Regions from separate parts of the Homo sapiens genome. Here region 2 is linked to region 1. The links are chromatin loops, found by intact Hi-C in ENCODE. Cell type or tissue: mammary epithelial cell. All regions are shown on one strand. Links, peaks and the distances in the headings refer to the core of each region. The heading gives the core; the rest is flanking DNA.

The links. A loop is a pair of places that touch in the nucleus more often than their neighbours do. Peaks named below come from ENCODE experiments on the same cell type or tissue, not always from the same donor. Only the 100,000 strongest peaks of a DNase experiment are listed, where the experiment ranks them.
Region 2: it touches region 1 in a loop (13-fold over the local background); 1 of 110 quality-filtered maps calls a loop at or near these places.

What each region holds. Positions count from the first base shown.
Region 1 is chr1:114,952,919-114,960,983 of GRCh38, forward strand. All of the region lies in intron 27 of SYCP1 (synaptonemal complex protein 1), which reads left to right. Among named protein-coding and RNA genes, the nearest start is that of TSHB, 73 kb to the right of the region's middle. In mammary epithelial cell, for the core only: a CTCF peak has its summit at 3,858; no DNase peak of the experiment used is centred there; H3K27me3 peaks cover 172 bases.
Region 2 is chr1:114,606,420-114,614,484 of GRCh38, forward strand. It overlaps DENND2C (DENN domain containing 2C), which reads right to left. Exons shown (of 21, transcript NM_001256404.2): 9 at 4,654-4,698; 10 at 2,267-2,454. Among named protein-coding and RNA genes, the nearest start is that of BCAS2, 29 kb to the left of the region's middle. In mammary epithelial cell, for the core only: a CTCF peak has its summit at 3,622 (motif pointing right); DNase peaks (open chromatin) are centred at 3,622 and 4,662; H3K4me3 peaks cover 299 bases; H3K27ac peaks cover 3,903 bases.

The sequences.
Region 1 (8,065 bases), core at 1,248-6,247:
AACAGAAATGTATTTTTCTCACAGTTCTGGAAAATGGGAAGTTCAAGATCAAGGTGCCAGCATCTGGTGAGGGCCTTTTGTGGCATCCTCCAGAGAGAGAAATGACCTGTCTTCATATGGTGGAAGATAAAAAGGCAAAGAATAACAAGAGGGCCAAACATGTCTTTTTATGATGGGATTCCTGCCACCCATAAGGGCAGAGCCCTCATGGCCCTATCACCTTCCAAATGTCCTACTTCCTAACAATGCCACAATGACAACCAAATTTCAACATGAGTTTTGGAGGGTACAAACATTCAAACCATAGCATCAGATATGTGGTTTGCCAGTGTATGCTCCCAGTCTATAGCTTGTCTTTTTATTCTAACAGTTTTTTTGCAGAACAAGTTTTTAATCTTGATAAATTTTAATTTCTCAGTTTTTCCTTTTATGGATTGTGCTTTTGATCCCAAGTCTAAGAACTCTTTCCCTAGCCCTAGATCCCAAAGACTTTGGCCTGTGTCTTTTTGTAAAAGCTTTAGAATTTTATTTTTTATACTTACATCTGTGATCCATTTTGAGTTAATTGTTATATAAAGCGTGAAGTTCAGTTTTTTGCCTATGGATCTCAGATTGCTCTGTCACCAGCTGTTGAAAAGACTGCTTTATCTCCATTGAATTACTTTCAAACTTTTGTCAAAAACTAGTTAGGCATGTTCTTATGGATCTATTTCTATGGTCTTTATTCTGTTCCATTGATCTATGTGTCTCTTCACCAATATCACTGCCATGCTTACTTTATACTAAGCCTTAATATCAAGTAAAATGATTCTCCTACTTTATTTTTCTCTGTCAAGATTGTTTTAGATGTTTTAGTACCTGTTACTTTCCATATATTTTAGAATAAATTTATTTTTACAAAAACCTTGCTGGGATTTTGATAGAAAATTTATTAAACCTATAGATCACAGTTTGAGGAAAATTGACATCTTTACTTTGTTGAGTTTTCAAATCTATAGCATGGTATTTTTCTCCATTTATTAGATATTTGATTTCTTTCATAAGAATTTCATAATTTTCATTATATAGCCTCTAAACCTGTTTTGTTAAATGTATATCTATTTCATTTCCTTTCATGCAATTGAAAAAAATAGACATTTGTTCTTATTTTTATTAATTTTTAATTGACAAATAGTAATTGTGTACATTTATGAGGTGCAATCTGACATGTTGATATACGTACGTGTACGTTATAGAAGATTCAATCAAACTAATTAACATGTCTATGACCTTGCCAACTTATCATTTTTTTGACGTGAGAACATTAAAAATCTTTTAGCAATTTTAAAATATGCAATATCTTATTATTAGTGGTGGTCATCATGCAGTGCAATAGATTGTGTTTTTAATTTTGTTTCCTATATGCTTATCATTAGTGTACAGAAACATGATTGATTTTTGTGTTTATTTTGTATCCTGTGCCCATGCTAAACTTATTTATTAGCTCTACAATGCTTATTTTTATTCTTTGTGATTTTCTGTGCAGACATTTGTCATCTTCAGGATGATTGGAAAGGATGAAGCACTAATATTAATAAATACAATAATAATTAATTATATTTTATTTTATCCTTTCCAGTCAGTATGCTTTTTATTTATTTATTTATTTATTTATTTATTTATTTTTTATTTATTTATTTTTGAGACGGAGTCTTGCTCTGTCACCAGGCTGGAGTGCAGTGGCGTGATCTCGGCTCACTGCAACCTCCACCATCTGGGTTCAAGAGATTCTCCTGCCTCAGCTTCCCGAGCAGCTGGGACTACAGGCACACGCCGCCATGCCCAGCTAATTTTTGTCTTTGTACTAGAGACGGAGTTTCACCATGTTGTCCAGGATGGCCTCAATCTCTTGACCTCGCGATCCGCCTGCCTCGGCCTCCCAAAGTGCTGGCATTACAGGCATGAGCCACCGCGCCTGGCCTTTATTTCTTTTTCTTGACTTATTACAGTGAATGACTAGAACTTCCAGTACCATGTGGTAGACTGATAAGTGGCGAGAGCATACATGCTTGCAGTATTGATAAATGTAGGGAGAAAAGCATTCAATTTTTTAACCAATAAGTATGATGTTAGCTATAGATTTTTTCTAGATTTAAAAAATCAAGTTGATGTAATCTCCCTGTAGTAATTTAATTAGAGTTTTTAAAAATCGTGAATTGGTACTGGATTTTATCAGATGCTTTTTCTGCATTGATTGATATTATCATATTATTTTTCTTTTTATCTTGTTGATATGGTGGATTACCTTGGTTGATTTTTTGAATGCTATTCCCTAGAATAAATCCCATTTGGTGTATGACATATACATATGGAGAGTGAGAAACAGGGAGAGAGAGAGAGAGGGCACTTGCTAGATTTAATCTGCTAATTTTTTGTTGAGGATTTAAAATATAAGTTCATGAGAAATATTGGTCTGTAGTTTTCTTCTCTATACTATCTTGTCTGGTTATGATATCATGAGTCTGGAAGTGTTTTCCTTGCTTCTGTTTTCGGGAAGAGATTGTATAAAATTGGTGTTAATTTTTCTTTCTGTTTGGTAGACTGGTAGCCTTCTCCAGTGAAACTATCCAGGCTTGTAGATTTCTGAAAAGGACTTTTAAACAATAAATTCAATTTCTGTAATGGTTAATTAGGCTGTTTCAGGGTCACCATTAACCCACTCTTATCTCCTCAAAACAACAAGAATTCTGCACCTATCCAGTCAAAATCTCACTTTGGGAGCCTCAGGACTCAAGAGGGAGTCTCTGAAACCCTCATGGAACCAAAGACCTTGGAGGGTCATTTTGAGAGTGCAGACTGACAGCACTTGGAGGGTCATTTTGAGAGTGCAGACTGACAGTAGGTTACAGGTGGCTGACCTACTGAGTTTGCTCCCAGGTTCAAGCCCAGGAATGGCCCAGTCCTCTAAGTGGCTTGGCTATAGCCCTCTTTGTCCCTGAGCTTGCAATCAAAACCATCTGCCAAAGAGTCCGGGGGAATCACACTATTAGTGCCTTGATAGAAAGGCTTGTCTGCTTGCTGATATTGGTTTTGGCAGTGAACATAATAGTTGTTTTGTGGCACTTCCCTAGCCCACTTTATCTGAGGTCCCAGCTGAGAGCTGCTAACACAAGGACCCAGAGGGAGACTCACCCATACCTCGCAGCTGAGGAGTCTAAGCCATCCTGAATAGGATCACCAACCTCTTTCCTTGTGCTGTCTCTGAGATCTATCTTGTCTGGGAGATGTGTACCTGTTTGGGCTAACAAGATGGGCTCTCCAGCCTGTGTCCCCCAGCAGATCTTGGATGGGTGGTGGGGGGACAGTCACAGGTCTAGTCCTTCCTGCTGCAATCAGGGAACTATCCTGTCTGTGCAGGGCCCTGCTGAGAGATGTACACTCCTCTAATCCAATGGGATAGGCATTCCAACCTCTATCTCACAATAATCCTGAGGGAGCTAATTCTCAGCTCCAGTCCATCCTGCTACACTTAGGAAACTATTGTCTGTGCAGGGTTCTCCTAGGAGACATGTGTTCTCTCAGCCACCAAGATTAGGCTCTTCAGCCTCCAACCCACAGCAGATCCTGAGGGGAACTATGGTCAACTCCAGCCCCTCAAGCTGCACTTGACATCCTATCTTGCCCATGCAGAGACCTGCTGGGAGGCATGTCCATCTCAGCCACTCGGACAATCTTCTGAACTCAGGTCCCTGGTCAGCATTCCCATACAGCTCTAGTACCCTCCTTGGATCTTTCCCAGGCTTATCTGGGCTGGAATGGCATGTCAACCTTGGAGTCCTTGCAAGACTCATGGCAAGTGTGGACTTAGAGCATCCTCTAGTGCTGAGATGGCTGCAGTGGTCACAGGCTCAGGAAACACAACAACCAGACTTCTTAGAATCACTAGAATCACTGAGAACCACAAACAAAGGCAGACTGTGCCTACAATTAAATACTTAATCTCTCAGTGTGCAGACATTGTCACACATCCACAAGCATCAAGAACATTAAGGGAAATATAACCTCACCAAACAGACAAAATAAGGTGCCAGAGACTGACCCTAAATTGATGGAAATGTGTGATCTCTCAAAGAATTAGAAATGGCCAGGTTTTGTTGTTGTTGTTGTTGTTTGTTTGTTTTTGTAGAAACAGGGTTTCTCTCTCTTGCCCAGGATGAAGTGCAATGGTACAATCATAGCTCACTGGAATCTCCAACTCCTGGGTTCAAGAGATCCTGTGGTCTCAGCCTACTAAGTAGCTGGGACTACAAGTGACCACCACCCCACCCAGCTAATTTTTAAATTTTTTGCAGGGGTCTTGCTATGTTGCCTAAACTGGTCTTGAACTCCTTAAGTAAACATTAAGTTTACTTAGATGTAAGACCTGAAACTATGAAATTACTGAAAGAAAACACTGGGTAAATGCTACAGGGCATTGGTCCGGTCAAAGATTATTTGAGTGAGACCTCAAAAAGCATAGGCAATGAAAGCAAAAATGGATAAAACAGGATTATATCAAGCTACAAAGTCTCTGCACAGCAAAGGAAACAGCAAAGTGAGAAAAATCAACCCTTGGAATGGGAGAACATGTTTGGAAACTATCCATCCAACAAGAGATGAATAACCAGAATATATAAGAAACTCAAACAATTCAATAGCAAAAAACCCCAAATTATCTGATTAAAAATTGGACAAAACATTTCTCAAAAGAAGACATACAGATGGAAACAGGTATATGAAAACATGCTCAACATCACTAATCATCAGGGAAACACAAATCAACACCACCACAATGAGATATAACCTCACACCTATTAGGATGGCTGTTGCTAAAAGTCAAAAGATAGCAAGTGTTGATGAGGATGTGGAACAAAGGGAACCCTTGTTTACTGTTGCTGGGAGTGTAAATTGGTACAGCCATTATGGAAAACAGTCTAGAGGTTCCTCAAAAAACTAAAAATAGAGCTACCTTATGACCCAGCAATCCCATTACTGAGTATATATCCAAAAGAAAGGAAATCAGCATATTGAAGAGAGATCTAAATTCCCATGTTTACTGTAGCACTATTCACAATTGCCAAAATATGGAATCAACTAAGTGTTCATTAACAAGTGATTGGATAAAGAAAATGTGGTATACATTCCATATGCAATGGAATATTAATCAGCCATAAAAAAGAAGGAAACTTTGTCATTTGCAACTACATGGATGGAGCTGGAGGATATTGTGTTATGTGAAATAAGCTAGGCACAGAAAAACAGCTGTTAAATATTCTCACTCATATGTGGGAGCTTAAAAAATTATCTCATGGAGGTAGTAAATACAGCGGTGGTTACTGGAGGCTGGGAAGGGTAGTGGGGAGGGAGGGATGAAGAGGGATTGATTAATGGGTACAAATATACAATTAGATAAAAGATATAAGTTCCAGTGTTTGGTAGCACAATAGGGCTAGTGTAGGTTTCAAAATATTGAATACTTCAAAATAGCTATAGGAGAAGAATTGGAATATTCCCAACACAAAGAAATGATAAATGTTTGAGATGATAGATATCCTAATTACTCTGATTTTGATTATTATGTATCATATACAGATATCAAAATATCACATGTACTCCCAAAATATGTACAACTATTATATATCAATAAAAATTATTTAGTAATTTATCTTTTTATTATTCAGTTTTAAAAGTTCTTTATTTCAGGCCGGGTGCGGTGGCCCATGCCTGTAATCCCAGCACTTTGGGAGGCTGAGGCGGGCGGATCACAAGGTCAGGAGATTGAGTCCATCCTGGCTAACACGGTGAAACCCTGTCTCTACTAAAAAAAAAAAAAAAAAAAAAAAATTAGCCGGGCATGGTGGTGGGTGCCCGTAGTCCCAGCTACTCGGGAGGCTGAGGCAGGAGAATGGCATGAACCTGGGAGGTGGAGCTTGCAGTGAGCCGAGATTGTGCCACTGCACTCCAGCCTGGGCAACAGAGTGAGACTCCGTCTCAAAAAAAAAAAAAAAAGAGTTCTTTATTTCAGATACATGTTCTTTATATGATGTACTATTTGCAGATATTTTCTCTCATTCTGTGGGTTGTTTTTTCAGTTTCTTGTTGGTATCATTTGCAACACAAAAGTTTTCATTTTGATGAAATTCAGTGTATCTAGATGCCCTTTATCAAACTGAGAAAGTTCTCTTCTATTCCTAATTAGTTTAAAGGTTGTTTTGTTCTCTTTTGTTTTACCATAAAAGGGTGTTAGATTTGTGAAATGCTTTTTCCATGTCTGTTGAGGTGATCATGTGGGTTTCTCCGTTTATTCCATTAATATTATGTATTACAGTAATTGATTTTCAGATGTGAAACCAACTTTACATTCTTGGCAGAAATTCTACTTGGTCTTGGTATATAATCCCCATTTTATTTTGCTGGATTTGGTTTGCTAGCATTTTGAGTTGAGAATTTTTTGCATCTACATTTATGAGAGCTATTGAGCTATAGTTTTCTGTCTTTTAATTTTTAATTTTTGTGGGTACATTGTAGGTGTGTATATTTATGGGGTGTATGGGATATTTTGATAGAAGCATACATTGTGTAATAATTTTATCAGAGTGAATGAGGTATCCATCACCTCAAGCATTTATCCTTTGTATTACAAACAATCCAATTATACTTTTAGTTATTTTAAAATGTCCACTTAAATTATTGGCCATAATCACCCTATTGTGCTATCAAATGCTATATCTTATTCATTCTTTCTATTTTTTATATCCATTAACCATTCTCCTTTCCCCACACACCCCCTCCCCTCCTCCCTACTACCCTTCCCAGCCTCTGATAATCATCCTTCTATTCTCTATCTCCATGAGTTCAATGGCTATAATTTTTAGTACCCACAGACAAGTGAGAACATGGAAAGTTTGTCTTTCTGTGCCTGGCTTATTTCACTTAACATAATGACCTCCAGTTCCACCCATGCTGCTGCAAATCACAGGATCTTATTCTTTTTTATGGCTGAATAGTAGTTCAGGGTGTGTATGCACCACATTTTCTTTACCCAGTCATCAGGTGATGGACATTTGGGTTGCTTCCAAATCTTGGCTATTGTGAACAGTGTTACAGTAAACATGGGAGTGCAGATATTTCTTAGGTAAATGGATTTCTTTTCTTTTGGGTATATACCTAGCAGTGGGATGGCTGGATCATACAGTCTATAGCAGCTGATTATTTTTAGTTTGCTTGTTTTTTTTTTTTTTTTTTTTTTGAGATGGAGTCTTGCTCTGTTGCCCATGCTGGAGTGCAGTGGTGTGATCTCGGCTCACTGCAACCTCCACCTCCTGGGTTCAAGTGATTCTCCTGCCTCAGCCTCCCGAGTAGCTGGGATCACAGGCATGCACCATCACCCCTGGCTAATTTTTGTATTTTTAGTAGAGATGGGGTTTTGCCATGTTGGCCAGGCTTGTCTCGAACTCCTGACCTCAGGTGATCCACTCGCCTTGGCCTCCCTAAGTGCTGGGATTACGGGCGTGAGCCACCACGCCCAGCCTATTTTTAGTTTTTTGAGGAACCTCCACAGTGGTTGTACTAATTTACATTCCCACCAGCAGTGTATGAGGGTTCCCTTTTCTCCACGTCCTCGTCAGCATTTGTTATTGCCTGACTTTTGGATAAAAGCCATTTTAACTGGGGTAAGATGATATCTCATTGTAGTTTTGATTTGCATTTCTCTGATGATCAGTAATGTTGAGTACGTTTTCATATACCTGTTTGCCATTGGTATATCTTCTTTTGAGAAATGTATTATCTTTTTGATATGCTGTTAGACTCGGTTAGCTAGTATTTTGTTGAGGATTTGTGCATCTATGTTCATCAGGGATATTTGTCTGTAATTTTCTTTTTTCGTTTTGTCCTCTCCTGGTTTTGGTATTAGGGTGATACTGGCTTCATAGAATGATTTAGGGGGGATTTTCTCTTACTCTATCTTTTGGAATAGTTTCAGTAGGATTGGTGCCAATTCTTTGAATGTCTGACAGAATTCAACTGTGAATCCATCTGGTCCTGA
Region 2 (8,065 bases), core at 1,537-6,536, 350 kb before region 1:
CAGCTTTTTTAGTGAAACATGTAACTCAGGGTTATAAACCCAACAGTCCTAAAGTGGCCAAGCAGATAACTGAAATGAAAGAAGTCGTCCAAGTAATAAGCAGGAGAGTGACTAAATGTCCCTATTAAAGGGATCACTCCTTACTAAGGAAAACTACATAATTCAGATAGCATAATGCAAAATGAAAATGTGGAGCCCCTTGTTCAAAAAGCAGAACAAATTAAATATAAAACATCTTTTTTCTTCTGTGGCCTCTGTAATGGAGTTTTTATTTGCTATTTAATGTCACACTCCCTCAGACATGAGGATCCTGGGGGATGACTGTAGACTCTCCCAGACACCCAGGTGCTGCAGTCTGCAATCCGGTACACAAGTGGCCCACAAGGTGCTGGGTTTCCTCTCTGGGTAGCTGCAGAATTGAGACTCTGTGTTTCGACTAGGGGTTGGGAAGTTAAGCCAGGCATCTCCCCTTCCCATGGGGGCCACCATTCCAACCCACAGCAGTTGAGCAATCCCCAAGTAGTCACCCACAAGTGGCACCACCAGCCCAGGCCAGGGAAAGCTGCCCCATGCCTTGCCTGGAGATGTTGCAGGGCAATGCTGGTCTGATCCTAACCCTCCCAATGCCTGTGCCCAGCCAGGGGGAGAAAGTGGCAGTAGTCACTGAGTAGGGGTGGAAAGGGCACTTACTAGGGCCCAGGGAATCAGGCAGTGGAGAACAGGACAACAAGAGAACTCATCCTAGGGAAGCAGCAGAAGGTGACACCATGCATGAACTCAGGCTTTAAGACCTTGGCACATGCCCAGTTTTCCTACCAGACTTCATTTACAAAACACAAATTCAAAGATAAAATTATTTAGCATTTCAAGATGGTGACTGCAGATCATTAAACCCTACACGCAGGGCCCTTCTGAGTGAGGGCCTTATGTAACTACACTGGTCACCTGCTCTGAAGTCCTGCTCCTTATTAAGCTTCAACCCATTCCTGACACTTAGGAATGCAGGCTGTGTTGGCAGTCTTTCCAGTTTCTCAGGAAAAGGCAGAAATACAGATTTGTATGTGAAATTTGATTGTTAAATGTTGGCAACAAAAATTATTGTTGTTCTTTTACACAAACACTATGCAAAGCAAAAGAAACCCAACCATGTCTGTGGGCTTAACTGGTTCACAGGCTCAATAAGCTCTGTGAAACAGAGACTAAGAAGATCTTTTTCAGTAGTACTCCCATCATCTAATCCTGGCAAATATTAGGTATTTTTAAAATATTTGATTAAAAGAATGAACAATTTTTTAAAAAAAGGTAGAGAAACCAAATATTATTGTTAATAATAATGGCTACCAAAAATTAATACCTACCATTTATTGAGTACATACTATGTGCCAGGGATGGCATTAGCACTATATACATTACCTCACTAAATCCTTACTGATAATGGATAACATCATATTCAGCTTACTATATGCCAGACACTGTTCTAAGTGCCTTATATAAATTAGCTTATTTAATCCTCACTATGACTCAGAGGGGTAGATACTATTGTGATTACCCCCATTTTACAAATTAAACAACTAAGACACAACGTGGTGGCTCACGCCTGTAATCCCAGCACTTTGGGAGGCTGATGTGGGCAGATCACTTGAGGTCAGGAGTTCTAGATCACCCTGGCCAACATGGTGAAACCCTGTCTCTACTAAAAACATAAAAATTAGCGGGGTGTGGTGGCACACGCCTGTAGTCCCAGCTACTCAAGAGGCTTGAACCTGGGAGGTGGAGGTTGCAGGGGTTGCAGTGAGCCAAAACTGCACCACTGCACTCCAGCCTGGGCAACAGAGCAAGACTCCATCTAAAAAAAAAAAAGAAAGAAAAAGAAAAGTAACTGCTTAAAGTCACGGAACTAGTAAGTGGGAAATGCAGAGCTTTCACACAGAGTCCATGCTCTAAACCACTACCCTATTCTGTCACATTTATTATTCCCCTCCTTAAGGATGAGAAAACTAAGGTTTTGTAACTTGTTAAAGATTATTAAATGGCAGAGCCAAAAATTTAAAAAACTAACTAGGAAAATGAGCTTGTTTTGTTTTGCTTTGTTTTGCTGGGTTGCAGCTCATACCTAACATAAGATGTTTTCAAAGCCACCAGATCCTACCACAAGAACAGTATTGGTAAAAACTTGTTGAGATAACAAAAACCAAGAGGACAGGAAATACATGTACACAGAGACACAGGAACATTCCTGAATGCCTCTTGGCCTCCTTGTGCCTACCTTGCCAGGGAATTGTTGTATGACCTGGGGAATATAGCTTATTCCTGATGGTTTCTTCTGTAGAGACACCACCACAAAAAGTTCAAACAGCTGCTGCTCCTGTAATTCAATAAGATCCCGCTCCAAGGTCTGGTAGTGAGGATTCCTCTTGGAAGACGGTTGCAGTTGTGCTAAGCGTTTATGGCGATCTGTAATGAAATCATGGAGAAATGTTTTTTTCTCTGTAGCCCTACCTTCCTTTCAGCATCCAGAGGTCATGACCCACATAGGATTAATCTTCACACAGTCACTGCTGAATGAATGTTGAATAACCAGCATCTGCCACATAGACATACCTGTTAAGGCTGTGACATACTAGGGGGAAGAAGTGCAGACCCTCACAAGTGTGCAGGGGCCTCACTCCACTTCTGGCCAGCAGTGGGACTGACATTCCATGTCCCAACCAATACTTATGTATGTCCCAACAAATAATCTATGCTATCCCATCTTTCATGGCATCAAACCAGGACACATGGAAAATGTCACGAAAAAGCGCTAGACTGACAACAGATGCTACTGCTGGGAATGCCATGAAATCACAGGGTGCCAGGTGGCACGGGGCAGGGGGCAGAGATCTGATAAAATAATTCAGTCCTAAGTACAGAAAGGGGGAGTTTGATAAATTAAAATAAAAATTTTCCTCACATTGAAGAAACTGTCCAGTTCCCTTCTCTCCTTGCCACATATTACTAACAATGAATATATACTTGTATCAGTAAATGGTGCTACACACAAGAGAAAAAAATTAAGTGGAAGAAGACATCCATTAGCTGACTTTCTTAAAAGAATAAAATTATGGAAGCATACTATTTAAACAGTCATAGCAATACCAATTAAAACTGGATAGCATCTATCCTCTATTCTCATTTATCTCTAAATTTTGAGCAATCTGGGGTGGTCCCCACTGAAGGAAACTGTGGACTTGCAGAAAAAATAGTCTACACGTCCCAGTGATTTGCTTATGTATAATTCCGAGCCACTGATAGACTCAACCTCTAATTGTCTTTCCTTTCTTTTTGATACAATGCATTCTGTCCCAAAAGAAGTTATACTATAGATCAAAATATTAAGAGCATTTTTAAAAAATGCATCCTGGAATGGCTCCCCGGAATTATCCAGTACATTCAGTGCTCTAGTCAAAGCTTTACTTACCTCAAAGGGCTGAGTTCAAGTCAAGAAAATTTTAGGTCCTGTTTCTCAGTAGTAACAGCCCTAAATTAGTCATCTTCACACATCTAGGCTGAACCTGATGATTATTAAATTTCACCTTCAGTCAGGCTACAGAATCAAACACCTAAAGCAATTCAGGCCAGTGGAGGGAGCACAAGACTATTAATCATAAAATTAGGGTGTCAGATTAGGAACTGGAACTGCCCTGTACTCAGCTTTGATAATGCATGTCTTCTACTTTTTCCATGGCTTAGTATGACAGTCACTTAAATAGGAAGTAGATAACTTGCTGTGATAACTAGAAAGCATCATCGTTAGATGAAGGATGAAGGCACCATGAAGTGCTTGGACAAAGAGAGTCAGAAATGCATGGTGCATTCTATATTCTACTAGAAAGTAAACAGCACAATAATCTGGAATATAAATGCCTATAAATAACAAATAGATATTTCCTTTTTCAATGTCAGAGATATCAAAGTTACTTAAATAATTACACTTGAGTGGCTATAAAAAATCAGACATTTGGCTGGGTGCGGTGGCTCACGCCTGTAATCCCAGCACTTTGGGAGGCCAAGGCAGGCAGATCAACGAGGTCAGGAGTTCGAGACCAGCTTGACCAATATGGTGAAACCCCATCTCTACTAAAAATACAAAAATTAGCTTGGCGTGGTGGCACATGCCTATAATCCCAGCTACTCAGGAGGCTGAGGCAGGAGAATTGCCTGAACCCGGGAGGCAGAGGTTGCAGTGAGCCGAGCTTGCGCCACTGCACTCCAGCCTGAGTGACAGAGGGAGACTCCGTCTCAAAAAAAAAAAAAAAAAATCAGATATTTACTGCTCAGAGGATGATTCACACACTCTGTTTTGGCTGCCAGGAAACTACTGCATATATGTCTGGACATGCAGCTCTCTGCCGCTCCCCTAAGAATATTCCATCATAAGAACCATACTGTTTTGCCTCACTCCACTATGGGAGACTTTAAATGCTGTCAAACATCTGACAGTGTTTAATTCTGACTGTTTAATTCTCCAAACCTCAACAGGCTCTGAAAATAAGGAAATCATCTACAAAATGGAACTTCATGTGGGAAAAAACATGCTTAGTCACAAAGGTAGGTGCCACTCCACCTAACCCATGATCATCACAACAACGGGAGCAGCCCCATTGACTCACTCACTCTTTGGCAGATACTCGGCATCACTTTCGTTCCCACTGGTTTCACCTGAAAAGAGAGAAGGAGTTTCCATTTGTATTGTCCAACAGTAGGAAGTACATGAGGATGAGAACAATGTAAACCCACAAACCTGGGGACTTGGAGTAAGGAATAATAAAGCTGCTGAGCCTTTCTCCAAACCACTTGGTTGTATCAAGTTGGGATAGTTACCAAAAGAGAGTAAAAAGCTCAAAGAGGAAACTCCTCTACTACATCTTCTTCCCATACCCTACTTCACTCCTCGGCTCCCCTCTCATCCCTAATTCTAGAAACTAATTGCATTTCAGACCAGTTTTAAGAGTCTAGTTCAGAGTGGATTCTATTTCTATATCCACATAGTTGTTTGTATATTCCAAATAGAGTATCAAAGGCAAACACCAACAGGGCTAAACAAGAATCTAAACACCAACCAGACTATAAATTTAGAATAACAGGAAAACATGAGAACTAGGAGAGAGATATTACCAAGTCAGCCTACCTCTTCTATGGTGCCTCTAAGTGCCTCTAAACTACTTCTAGTCCATATGGATCTTTACTCCAAATTCTCACAGTACTCATACTGCTTTGAACTATTCTTACTTTCCCCAATCCGATTTTAAGTATTTTGGGGACAAGGGGCTATCTTGTTTTCCCAAGGGAGTGTTTTTGTATAATTCTGAGAGCACAGGCAACACACACACACACACACACACACACACACACACACACAAAGCAGCTTTTAAAATAAAACATTTCTAGATTAAGTTTGAAAAGTTAAAGCAAAATAGAAATACAAAGAAAGGGAAAAAATAAGGCCTAGAAGTCATAAGTGAAATTTGATTATATAAACTTGTATCTAATTTAAAAATCAGTATTAAACTCAAAAAGTGAACAATAAACTGGGAAAATATTTGTAAACACATTGCAGACACAAGGCTAAGTTTCTTAATATTCAAAGAACTGTTACAAATCAAGAAGAAAAAGCACAACAGAAAAAGGAATAAAGGGTGGGAATAGGCAATTCATAGAAAAAGATTTATAAGTTGTTGATAAACATGAAAACTGCCCAAATTCATAACGAAATAAATGTAAATTAAAACAATAAACAAGACATACATTTTCAACCATGATATTGCCATAAAAAGCTTTAATAAAGCATAGTATTTATTGATGAAGATTATGGGGAAAGAGGTATTTTCAAATGATGTTTGTAGAAACAAGCTGTTACAATCTGTTTGTGGGACAATTTGGCAGCAGTTATAAATTTTTTTTTTTTTTTTTTGAGACAGGGTCTCACTCTGCTGCACAGGCTACAGTGCAGTGGCACAATCTTGGCTCACTGCAACCTCTGCCTCCCGGACTCAACTGATCCCCCCTACCTCAGCTTCCAGAGTAGGCTGGGACTACAGGCGTGTGCCACCACACCCAGCTAATTTTTTTTTTTTTTTTTGAGACAGAGTCTCACTCTGTCGCCCAGGCTGGAGTGCAGTGGCACAATCTCGGCTCACTACAACCTCCACCTCCAGGGTTCAAGCAGTTCTCCTGCCTCAGCCTCCTGAGTAGCTGGGATTACAGGCGTGTGCCGCCACACTGGGCTAATTTTTATATTTTTAGTAGAGACAGGGTTTCACCGTGTTGGTCAGGCTGGTCTTGAATTCCTGACCTCGTGATCTGCCCATCTTGGCCTCCCAAAGTGCTGGGATTATAGGCATGAGCCACCGCACCCAGCCACCCAGCTAATTTTTGTATTTTTTGTAGAGACGGGGTTTCGTCATGTTGCCCAGGCTAGTCTCAAACTCCTGGGGTCAAGTGATCCACCCGCCTCAGCCTCCCAAAGTGCTGGAGTTACAGGTGTGAGCCACCATGCCTGGCCAACATTTTAAATCCATATGTTCTTTGATTAAGCTCACTGCTAGGAACTTATTCTACAAAAATAGTCTTATATAGAAATATAAGTAAAAGATGCATTTGCAGCATTGTTTGAAGATTTTTATGTAGACACACACACTTTTAAATATCCACAGGTTAAATAAAAGGTTAGAAACAACTAAACTGTCTACTAGCTAAATAAAATTTTACATCTATGCAATGAAATACAGTACAGCTATGTGGATCTCTATGTGTTGATACTGAAAGAGCTCTGAAGTACATTAATTAAGCTTTTTTAAAAAGGCAGGCATACAAAGTCTGAATAGTGTAAGAGTATTTGTGTAGAAAATGTATTTGCGTGCACATGAAATTTTCTAGGTGTGCAAGGAGGAGGTTTGGAAAACTCTGGCTTTTCATTTTATAATAAGGAATAAGAGAACATTAAAATAAATGCTGCCTATTCTTAAGATAGGTGGGAAAGACACATAAGAGATGTTACAGAAAAAATGCTTATTTAAATATTGCATATTACATATGTTTTATAACTCAAAATTAACCACCATGACAAAAAGTATAGTGTGACTATAAAATATTATTCAGAGAAAGAAATAAACACTGTGAGCTCCTGGTCCTATCTATAGTCTTAGTACCAGGTATCTCTTAGAAACTTAGGAAGTGTTTGGAAAGAAAGAAAAGAGAGAAGAAAGGGAGAAAAGGCAATATAACTGGAAAAGCCCTTATAAAAGATCACTTAATTGGCTTAATATATTCACATCTATGGGTTTTGATGATGTGTATTCTAAGACAATGAATGAAGGTTAGTGGGATTATGAGCCAAGAGAAAAATCTACTGAGAATCCACAGGGATCGAAAAAGTACCAGATTGTCCTCTTTTAATATGAGACTTCAACACACAAAATTATAATGACAGAATTGAAGAAGGCTGATAAGTCATTTTGTAATACCTGAAAACTGAAAGTTAAGAAATATTTAGGGCCAGGTATGGTGGCTCATACCTATAATCCCAGCATTTTCGGAGGCCAAGGCAGAAGGATCGCTTGAGCCCAGGAATTCAAGACCAGCCTGGCAACATGGTGAGATTTTGTCTCTACGAAAAATTAAAAATTAGCCAGGTGTGGTGGGCATGAGCCTGTGGTCCCAGCTACTCAGGAGGCTCTGGTGGGAGGATCGCTTGAACCCAGGAGGTTGAGGCTGCAGTGAGCCATGTTTGCATCATTGCACCCCAGCCTGTGTGACAGAGTGAGACTCTGTCTTGAAAAAAAAAAAAAAAACTGAAGAAATATTTAGGTTGGAATATATTCAGTAAACTCTAGCAGGGACTTCACAGTAGGTAAATATAATTATCTATTGTATTAGGCATTGTTGATATACAGACAAAAGCTTAAGGAGGAAAATGAAAATCTGAGAACTGTGATGACAAAGCCAGGAGATCGTCAGGCATGAGAGAAATTCCTCTGGTGCATTGGAGGAGTTGGTCACAGAGGTAGGTAAAGGTAAATGCTTATTT